3 separate regions of the Homo sapiens genome follow, and all the other regions are linked to region 1. Evidence: chromatin contacts called from ENCODE Hi-C or POLR2A ChIA-PET data. All regions are on one chromosome and are shown on one strand. The core of a region is the stretch at or near the end of the contact, and the rest is flanking DNA. Distances in the headings are between cores, read along the strand shown. Region 1 holds the start of ATG5 (autophagy related 5). Region 2 holds the start of PDSS2 (decaprenyl diphosphate synthase subunit 2). Region 3 overlaps SOBP (sine oculis binding protein homolog).

Region 1 (3,518 bases), core at 178-2,677:
GGATGTGCATAGGTTATCTGCAAACACTACACCATTTTATATCAGGGACTTGAGCATTTGAGGACTTTGGTATCCAAGGGAGGTCCTGGAACCAATCTCCCACAGATGCCGAGGGACAGGAAAGACTGTACCTTAATTTTTGTATCAATGTCTTCTCACCCCATCCCCAAAGTGGAACTTCATGATGGCAGGGATTTTTATTCTTTTGTTTACTATTTTGTTTACTGTTTTGTCCAGTGCCTAACACATAGGAGGTACTCAGTTTGGGGGAAATTAATGAAATAAATACACACTTGAGGTGTGTGCACTATTCTAAAAATCCATATCCATACAGTTCCATTCTGTACACTTTCCCCCAATTTTAAGTAGCATATCTTTGAAGATAAAAGCACAGGCTTAAATCTGGTGTAAAATACCTCTCAATTACTACCCTGAGCACAACATCGTTATTTTCAAATTCAAAATTCAACCAGAAACTCCCTCTATGGAAATCACAAATAGTTCAGTTCAGAGCCAAGTATCCAGTTTCAAGGTCTCAGAAATTTAACAAGCCAATTCTGGAAGGCTTTGGAAGTTCAGCTACTGTCTGGTAAGTCTCCGGGTTCTGATTGCTCAAGACAGGCTGTACCTCCTCACCCCTCAGAAAAATCTAGAACCAATAGTTTCCTAGGTTCCTCAAGTTCAGGATAATTTTAAAATAATCCAAAGTACAAATGAAGTATGTAAAAGTGTCTTGCCAACAGAAAATGTCTTTGGTAGCACTAAATATTGTTATTGAGACAGGGAATATCGTAAATAGATAAATTGCTTGGAGGACATACCCACCGAGTTTGGACAGACTCACACTGCACTGTGCAATAAAGGTTTAAATAACTGTGTTCCACAAACAATTCAGGTCCTGAACTGAACTCTAGAGCCTGCGACTAGACTCTCGCTTTCCTACCTTAGTAAGCAACAGACATGTACCCCAAGAGGGACCCCGCAGGCCACACCCGCCAACCGGCCCCAGGGCTCCGGGCCGGCGTCTCGCCAACTCCACCTTGCCCGGAGGAACCACCTTCACCCGCCATCGCGGCCGGGCGGGCGCTCCTCCAGGCAACTACTCACCCCTCCTTCCTACCACACCTACCTGGCCCCTCCCCAGCCCTCCTCCTCTAGGAATTTCCTCACACAAGGTGGACACACACACGTACCCTACTCCAAGCTATGGCTCCTCCTTCCGGCTCCCCGCACTGGTGGGGACGCCCAGATTCCGCGCTCCGGTGGGGCGGCGGGGCAAGCTGCCCGCCTGACACACTGTCCTGCGGGGACGCGGTAGCAGGACTCCAGGAAGCCCGCGCAGCCGCAAAAAGCACCGGCGCGGAGGTCGGAGCTGAACCCTGCTGCACTTCCGCCCTCTGGTATCCAGCGAATACAACCGGCAACGCTGCGGAGCCCTGGCAGCGCACCACAAGTCCAGTCACCCTCGGCGCCCGGAGATGACGTCACGAGACCCCACGTGGTCCGAACTCCGCCCTCCGTGTTCTGCCTAACCCAGCAAGGAGGCCCGAGTCGCTCTTGAGCATGCGCCAACGGGGCAGTACGCTTGAACTCGCGACCAAACCTCTCCAAGTTCATAGCTTCTACCCTCTTCTGAGAATCTTGCGTCAAAGCGTAGTTATTGGGGCTTGGGGAGGTTAACTTAACAGTTCCACAAAAACAGTTTTTAAAATACTGAAACACTGCCTCCCTAGAGCTTGATCGCAACATCCCTTTCTTCCTGGCATCACACAACAGTATTAATAAAACATTAGTTTTCAAAGTACTTTCCCATCCATTTTCTTATTTGATCTTCTTCTCTACTTTGTTGGAACCACCGCAGGCATTAATAACCTAATTTAACAGAAGACTATATGAGCACTGAACCCTCCCACCCATCCAAGAGTACATATCTTTATCTTACTCTTTGTAAAAATAATTGGGGCCGGGCGCGGTGGCTCACGCCTGTAATCCCAGCACCTTGGGAGGCCGAGGCGGGCGGATCACGAGGTCAGGAGATCGAGACCATCATGGCTAACACGGTGAAACCCCGTCTCTACTAAAAATACAAAAAAAATTAGCCGGGCGCGGTGGCGGGCTTCTGTAGTCCCAGCTACTGGAGAGTCTGAGGCAGGAGAATGGCGTGAACCCGGGAGGTGGAGCTTGCAGTGAGCCAAGATAGGGCCACCGCAGTCCCGCCTGGGCGAAAGAGCGAGACTCCGTCTCAAAAAAAAAATAGTAATAATTGGTAAACTTACTAATAAAGAATCTTTGAATTGGCTCTATCCAGAAGTCTTAGCAGGCATTTAAGGTTTTTCTCTTAATTACACGTGCCTTAACGCCATGCATGTTAAGTAAGTACTGTGCTGAGACTCAAAACAGGTTCTTGATAATTGGGAACATAAGGAAAATTCTAGTAGTAGCCACAGGATTCTTTTAAAAAGAAAAATCTTCTTGGAGTTGGACTAAGTACAATGATTTTCAAATGGTAAATTACAGTACATTAGTGGGTATCTAAATCAAGTTAGGGAAGCATGCCCAGCATCTTTTTAAATGAAATAAAATAGAAAATATCAGCATGCTTCACACATGTAAAGGGTAAATATTGTGTCCCAAAATTTTTACTTCAGTATGTATGTGGTGTACACTGGATAGGAATGTGAAATACATTTCTTAGTAAGGGTAGCAGTCAGAAAAGTTTGAAAGCCACAGTTATGGTCCTCTTCACCTACTCAATGCAGAAATCCTCACTACAGTGTCCCCAGTAAACAGCTATTAGCCTCTGTAAGAAAGCTTGTGGGATTAAGGTGCATTGCCTTCCCAGTGTCAGACAAAAGTATATAAAATTTCCTTTAAAATGTATCTAAAAAATAAGATGGATTTAGGGGCGCATAGATGGATAAATATGTGATTAACCAAATATAGTAAAATATAATGGTAGAATATAATGGTAAAATATAATGGTAGAATCTAGATGGTAGAATCTAGGTTCATTGTAAATGGGTATTCACTGTAAAATTTGTTCAGCTTTGCTGTGTGTTCAAAATTATTTCCTAACAAAATGTTGGGACCAGGCACAGTGGCTCATGCCTGTAATCCCAGCACTTTGGGAGGCCCAGGTAAGAGGATAGCTTGAGCCCAGGAGTTCAAGACCAGCCTGCACAACATGGCAAGACCACATCTCTACAAAAAACACAAAAATTAGGAGGGCATGGTGGCATGCGCCTACAGTCCCAGCTACTCCAGTGGTTGAGGAAGGAGGATTACATGAGCCCAGGAGGTCAAGGTTGCAGTGAGCTATGATTGTATCACTGCAGTCTAGGTAACAGAGAGAGACCCTGTCTCAAAAAAAAAAAAAAATTGTTTTGGGGGAAACTATGTATGAAGAAACCCAATAGGTGAAAGGTGATTACTTGATTTGACTTAAAATTCAACTTCCTGTAATTTTTATAAATTGACCATTTTCTTTCTTTCTCCCCTTGTCCTTCTCTCTTCCTCAC
Region 2 (3,611 bases), core at 253-2,752, 1.1 Mb after region 1:
CATATCTACGTAGCAGGTGGATCTGATTAAAGAGTATGCAAGTGTGTTCTTTGAACTATATTATTTTTGTAACTTCGCTGTATGTTTAAACTAATTACAATTCAGGTGTGGGGTTTAAGTGGAAGAAAAAAAAAAAACTTTTGGCCGGGCACGGTGGCTCACGCCTGTAATCCCAGCACTTTGGGAGGCCGAGGCGGGTGGATCACGAGGTCAGGAGATTGAGACGATCCTGGCTAACACGGTGAAACCCCGTATCTACTAAAAATACAAAAACAAAATTAGCCGGACGTGGTGGCGGGCACCTGTAGTCCCAGCTACTCCCGCCTGGGCGACAAAGCGAGACTCCGTCTCAAAAAAAAAAAAAAAAAAAACTTTTATAAATCCTAAAGGCAGGTTTCACAGCAGTAGTACAGCATAAGTGATAAACATCCCAAGAAGATAATGACTACTAACGGGATAAATTCCTACTTCAACCCCAAGACATTCGTTGGAAAGAATTATCTACCTTCAGCCTCTCTCTCTCTCCTTGCCTACTTTCTGGAGGTGACCCCCTGAACAGTGCGGGACAGAAAATTAATCTATCCCATTAAAAAAAAAAAAAATTTCTAGGAAGTGACTCAATAAACCTACATCTCCGCTCGATTTCTCCACAAATCACTGAGGCATCTTCATCCTCAACAATTAAGAAGCAAAATCGAGGAAAGCATACAAGTGTTTCAAAGAAAACCACTTATGCACTCAGCTGAGCAAGAACGTTAAGTGGACTAGAGAAGAGACAACACGGAATGTCTAGGAGGAGTGAGTAAAAAGGAAGGACTAAAAAGAGATAAATCAGGAGCCAGTCTGAGAGAGCTAGAATGCGTATGCCCGCCAGAAAAAAAAGTATTCCAATGAGTGCGAGTGTGTCAGCGGGAGAGGGGTAGCTCACCTGGCTGTGGTAAGCAGAGGGTGCTGAGTGCCCACCAGCTTCCGCACCTGCATAGCGATGTTGCTGAGCTCGTCGCTCAGCAGGCAGCGAAGGCTCATGAAGGACGTGGGGTACCCCACGATCTTCTCCGCCTCTGACACTACCTGATTCCAGTGGGCCGGGGACTTGGAGGACCGACCACGCCAAGAGCCCACCGAGGAGATGGTGTCGAGGGACGGGGACCACCACAGGCGACGCGGGGAACCCGAGGCTCCAAGATAACGTGGCAAGTGCAACAGCAGCTGCCGAAAGTTCATGGTTTGAGTCTGGAAGGGTCTGGGACCTGGGGGTATCCAGAAGTGCCGCGGGAAACAAACCAGGGGCAGAGGAGGAACTTACAGTAACTAAAAGGAAGCGGCAATTCTTGACCCTCAGAGTAAGGTGGCTTCCTGGAGCAGTGACCAGAAACGAACTTTAACTGCTGCTTTCTGCAGCCCAGGCTGGGCAAACAACAGTCCCAGCTCAGCACTGCCCCCGGCCACCCGGGGTAGAAACCACAGCCACTGCCTATGTGGAGGACGCCATATTGGAGGCATGGAATGCGGCCTGCCGTAAAGACAGAGGCGGGTTGTTAAGTATACTCTCTACTTTACGGCGTACCCGAGAACGCCCCCGCAGGGGCGGTGCTTTGGAGGTGAACCCGGGTTGGGAGGTTCAGCTCCTCCCACCCCGCCGCTCTGGGCCAGCAAAGGTCGTCAGTGACAGGGATCAGTTGTGGGCGGCGAGTGGTCCCTCTGCACACGGTATCTGGGCCGAGTCTGGATTCATTAGAGTCCCCGGCGCCCAGCACTGAGTGGCATGCATAAGTATTGGTGTCACGAACAACGGTCAGCCCCCGGCTTGCCCGCAAGGAAGGGCGTCGGGCGGAGGCACCAGTTCCTCCCGGAAGCTTTTTGTCGCTATCGCCACCAGCCCCTGGCAGTGGCAGTGGCCGTGGCCGGGCGTGAAGGCGGCCTCTCGGGCTGCATGCCTCCTGGAGCTGGGGCCACGTCTCAGTGGTGGAACGCCTAGTCGGGGCGTGGGGCTGAGCCCTCGTGTCCTCAGGGCCCAACCAGACATAAGGCAGCGTGGTGCGGCGGAAAGGGGTCCCAAGGAAAGTCCTCGGATCCAACTTCGAATTACCGGCCTCCTCGCTGAGCCTTGGGAGAAACAGCGGTGCCTCCTTCCCGCGGGTGCGGAGAGGAAGAATGAAACGTTGCCTACTCCCTGCCTCTTATCTTCCTCTTTATGCCTAGCCTGGAGCTCAACTCCAGGATTGAAGACTATCGCTGACCGGAGTGCTTTTCACGTACTAGTTCATGTATTACTTTATTTAATCCTCAGAACAACCTCATTAAGTAGATAATATTAGTATTCTCCGTGTTTTGTATGAGGAAACTAAGGTGCAGTCGAGTCGCGTAAGTTCCCTAAGACCACACTAGACAGGGATGTGAGCCCAGACAATCTGGTTTCAGAATCCGTATTCTAACCGAAAGATTACACCGTCTAAATAATAGGCTCCCATCCACTCTTTTCTCCTTATTGCTGAGAGGAAACAGTCAATATGATTATCTTTTAAGTAATGCTACCTATTTTTTTTTCAAATGTGCCTAAGATCTTACCTCCTTTCTTATCACCTAAAACAGGTGTTAACCGTTCTTAATAAAGGATATATTATCCATTTTTTACACTCTTAAAAATAGCTTATAAAACTCTCTAAAACTTTCAAAATCCTTCCAAATTCATGGTATTTTATTTTTATTTTTTATTTATTTTTTGAGATGGGTCTTGCTCTGTCACCCAAGCTGGAGTACAGCGGCGCGATTTCAGCTCACTGCAACCTCCGCCTCCCAGTTTCAAGCAATTCTTGTGCCTCAGCCTCCCAAGTGGCTGGGACTACAGGCGCCTGCCACCACGCCCGGCTAACTTTTGTATTTTTAGTAGAGACTGGGTTTCACCATGTTGACCAGGCTGGTCTCAAACTCCTGACCTCGAGTGATCCGCCCACTTCGGCTTCCCAAAGTGCTGGGATTACAGGTGTGAGCTACCAGCTACCATGCCCAGCCTGTCAGTATTTTTTAAATGAGCATCATGCATAATACTGTACCAGCCTCTTGAGCTACAAATAAAGATTGGGACTTAAAGAGTAGTTGTTCACTTTGCAAAACAAGATGATTTTCTCTACAAAAGATTTAGCTTCATACTCTCCCTTTGGCAAGTTTTCCTTGTGATTTAAATTTTTTATTTACAAAAATTCAGTTTAGGTGTAACTTTTCAGGGGCACATTTTATTTAACATGAATTGTGATTATAAGTATCAAACACAGTCTATGCCCTTAAAGTAAGTAAGCTGAAGTTTGAAAATAATTCCTGTGAAAGAGATAAACTCTTGGCAACAAAATTCAGGTCTGTTAGGAGATGAAAATAAATATGGAGAGTGAGATACTTTACCATTCCAGGAGATGAAAATAAATATGGAGAGTGAGATACTTTACCATTCCAAAAAGTTCCAAGGCCAGAGCTTCTGGGTTATCCAAGGTGAAAGAAGTCATGAAAATACAAAGATAGATAGAGACTAATGTGATATATTGTGCACCTGAGGCTGTTTCTTCAGCCTCATGGTACCTTAAGGGTAACTTTTCACGCAATTTCCTCAATAGCAATTC
Region 3 (3,191 bases), core at 631-3,130, 1.3 Mb after region 1:
AAATGTGAGCTCTTTATTCAGAAATAAATATCCACATTTCCAAATCTGACCATGCCAAATGAAAAGGTTTCCATGGCCTTGTAATTCCACCCCCATTACATATTTGTGGTGTTTTGCATTTTCACTTTGGTTATTTAATATACATATTAAGTACACACAGATCTGGTGATTTAATGTGATTGGGGGAACTCAGGCATTTCCTGTCGTGCACAGTGAAACTTTCAAACCTTGTTTTTGGCTGCTGCTGATTATTGTTGCCATTAACACCAGGATTTAGATAGCAGGGTTCAAAGCACAAGCTTCCACTTAGTCCTCCCAATGGGCATTTGACCTCCTCTTGCTCTTGCTAAATTCATGTTATAAACACTCCAAGCAAGCTTCCAGGTCTCTTTGTGGCTCCATTTCTTCACTATAAAATGAGGAAATGGTACTGTATTATCTCTGGGGTCCCTTCAAGTCCTACATTCTATCACCTCTCTGAAGTTATTTGTTCATTGTTCTAAGAATAATCTCAACAGTTGTAAAGATGTTTACAAGTCCTCTGTCACCACCTCACCTTAGCCAAATTTTACCCATTCACATTTCTGACAGCCTCATTTATTGGCAGGAAGAAAAGGTGCTGTTTTGGGGCATGGCAGAAGAGAGGCGCCTGACCCACTCATGTGATCAAAGTGTGTCGAGCGCCCACAGCGGGCCAGACTCTGAGCTACGAGTTGGGTGTAGAGACACGAGCAAAACAGACAAGCCCCTGACCTCTGGGGCTTTACCATGCAGTTGGCAGACTTCTAAGTGGCTGCTCCCAGAACTGACTGAGTGGCCTCAGGAAGCTCTATTTCAAACCAAGTGACTGGCGGCAAATGAAAGAAGGCTGCAGGTATCAAGAGGCAGAGCCTCATATCTCGGTGAATGTTGGGATGAGCATTCCCCAGAAACTGACTTTCCTGGTGGAAAATCCTGTTCAGAGCCTCTGCCCTGGGACCCCAAGGCTCTTGGTTGATTTATTTTCTTCCAGTCCAGTGCTACTGTTTGTTTTGGATGTGAAGAGATGTGAATGGCTCACCTTTTACAGGCAAGACCCACACACGGAGAAAAGCAAGCATTTCTTCCAGCTTAGTTGCCTTTGTGGGAAACTTCTGAAGATAGGTATATGTGTCCATGGTAATTTTCCACTTGCCAAAAAGTGAATCTATTGGCCCTCTTTTCAGCAAATACCAGAGCTGAGACATGGGGTTACAGGAGTGAGGTCAGGAGCTCCAGGGTCCTCCGTGACCTTGCCTGGCTTTGGAGTGACCTTGGGTGACTCAAAAGACCTCCTGCTGGGGCTGGATGCGGTGGTTCATGCCTGTAATCCCAGCACTTTGGGAGGCTGAGGCAGGAGAATCACTTGAAACTGGGAGGCAGAGATTGCAGTGAGCCAGTTGCACCACTGCACTCCAGCTTGGGCAACAGAGCGAGACCCTGTCTCAAAAAAAAAAAAAAGCCTCCTGCTGGTTAAGCATGCAGTCATGTGGAGGGGGAGGGTTGCTGGGTTGCAAAGGATGCTGTGGTCTTTGGGTGAGGGCGTGGTGTACCCTACTCATTATGGTATTCCAAAAAGCGACTTGAGTTTCATTTCCTCACACAAAGCTGGCAGGGCTGACCTGAGCAGACCGTGAATGAAACTCCTGTTGAAATCACGCTGTGCTGCAGCGGTTCTGGGGCTCATCCTAGGTCTGCCCTGGCGGCTGGAGAGTGTGCTGCTGTCTGACTCATGCCTGGGTTCTCCCCAGCTGGGCGGAGGGAGGGGGATCGGTCCAGTGGATTCTGACAGCCCCTTCTGCTCTTTTTCCAGGAACGTTCACTCACAGGGTACGCTCATGGAGAGAGGGCGCAGAGCAAACCATGTCACGCCATCCAATGACACCAGCTGGTCAGCTCACCACCCCCTCTGGCTAAAACTCAAGCAAATAAAGCCGCTTCCTGTCATTAAGCATCTCAGAGGAAGCAGCCCTCCCTCGATGGCCTCTAGCCCAGAGAAGCCCGCGCATCTTGGACCCACCAAGCAGGCCCAGCCTTCCTGCTGCCACCATCTCTGCTTCTCCCCAGAGGAACTTAGGGATTTCACCCCTGGCTTTTAAAAAAAACGAAATACCGACAAGCCACAAGGACCAATGTAGGTATTCTCCCCGCCCCATCTTCAAGGCTCAGCGACTGAGGCTGGAAGATGATATGGATTGGAACACAAAAAATCTTTTTTTAATCTTTTTAAAAACTGCTGTGGTTTTGCTGCTACACTAAGAATTGTGATTTGCATTGTACGGTTTTGGACCTATATTGTTCACGTTTTGATGGCGGAGAGGGGTGGTCCTGGAGGCCCAATGCTTCAGAGTCATCTCTGTCCTGCCCGGGATGCACTTTTAAATGAAGAGTTAGAATATTTTATTGGCTAATATACTTTTCTTGTTATTTTTACAAAGGCCACCTTTATCCTTTTTGATGCCATATTTTCAGTGTTACACTTTTATGGCTTTTAATTTTCGATTTGACAGATGTAAGAAGCAGCATGAATAGTTTATACTGTGGTTTTTCAGAGACTGAATGCCAAGAGAACTCGGTAAATGTTTATTCTTCTCAGCTTTCTCTTTAAATTCCCCTAAATAGCGCCCCATTTGGGAACAGAGCAAGAGTGTTGAACTGAAGACCAAAATGCCCTCAAGGTGTAAAATAATCCGAGGGGGAATATTTGCTGGGCGTCAGGAAAGACTCAGATGAAATTTCAACCCTGATGGTTTTCGGTGATCCAGGAAGTCAGTGAGACAATCTCTCTATATGCAGAGCCCTTTCATGATAATTAGAATGGTATGGACAAACCAATGAAAACAAGAGGGAAAGTGAGAAAGATCACCCATGATTCTGTTTCACTGTTTGCTTTCTCCTGTCATGGTTAAGAGAAATGTGCAATTCGATCCTCAATCAGTGGGTGGAGGATAACAGGGTAGATTCACTTGTGTGCACTTGTACAGTTGTAGCTGCGAGTCCAGAAGTCCTCTAGAGCATGTGTACTGGCACTGAGTTGGTGAGACAGTTGTGGAGTATCCCATTCTGATGAGTACAGAAAAAAAAAGAAAAAGAAAAGAAGAGAAAAAATTAAGAAAAAAATCAAAAAAGGAAGAAAACTAAAAAAAAAAAAAATCAAATCACCTTGTGATTCA

Evidence for each region. Hi-C counts contacts between places; a loop is a spot of excess contacts on that map. ChIA-PET counts read pairs that join two places held with the same protein, here RNA polymerase II (POLR2A). Pooled maps may share reads with other maps.
Region 2: a map of CD4-positive, alpha-beta T cell shows a loop between it and region 1 (10-fold over the local background). The contact joins the promoter of PDSS2 here to the promoter of ATG5 in region 1. A Hi-C loop is called at or near these places in 3 of 168 maps with a recorded cell type or tissue (CD4-positive, alpha-beta T cell, CD4-positive, alpha-beta memory T cell and naive thymus-derived CD4-positive, alpha-beta T cell), 1 of 37 single-sample maps with no recorded cell type and 12 of 50 pooled maps. POLR2A ChIA-PET finds 5 or more read pairs at or near these places in 1 of 52 experiments (activated B cell).
Region 3: a map of B cell shows a loop between it and region 1 (4-fold over the local background). The contact joins the enhancer-like site here to the promoter of ATG5 in region 1. A Hi-C loop is called at or near these places in 1 of 168 maps with a recorded cell type or tissue (B cell) and 6 of 50 pooled maps. POLR2A ChIA-PET finds 5 or more read pairs at or near these places in 2 of 52 experiments (H1 and PC-3).

The regions. Positions count from the first base shown.
Region 1 is chr6:106,324,333-106,327,850 of GRCh38, forward strand. ATG5 (autophagy related 5) reads right to left here and starts at 1,428. Exons shown (of 8, transcript NM_004849.4): 1 at 1,194-1,428. RefSeq lists enhancers at 1,238-1,287, 1,308-1,627.
Region 2 is chr6:107,458,062-107,461,672 of GRCh38, forward strand. It overlaps PDSS2 (decaprenyl diphosphate synthase subunit 2), which reads right to left and starts at 1,503. Exons shown (of 8, transcript NM_020381.4): 1 at 929-1,503. The coding sequence starts at 1,224. RefSeq lists enhancers at 1,374-1,823, 1,544-2,465.
Region 3 is chr6:107,656,376-107,659,566 of GRCh38, forward strand. It overlaps SOBP (sine oculis binding protein homolog), which reads left to right. Exons shown (of 7, transcript NM_018013.4): 7 at 1,832-3,191. Among named protein-coding and RNA genes, the nearest start is that of SCML4, 170 kb to the right of the region's middle. RefSeq lists enhancers at 1,154-1,731, 1,480-1,529, 1,732-2,308, 1,770-1,959. Within about 2 kb of position 1,881, at least 21 of the 41 ENCODE cell types and tissues checked have a DNase peak (open chromatin) inside an H3K27ac peak, as active enhancers do; they include B cell, where a contact is called at or near this core.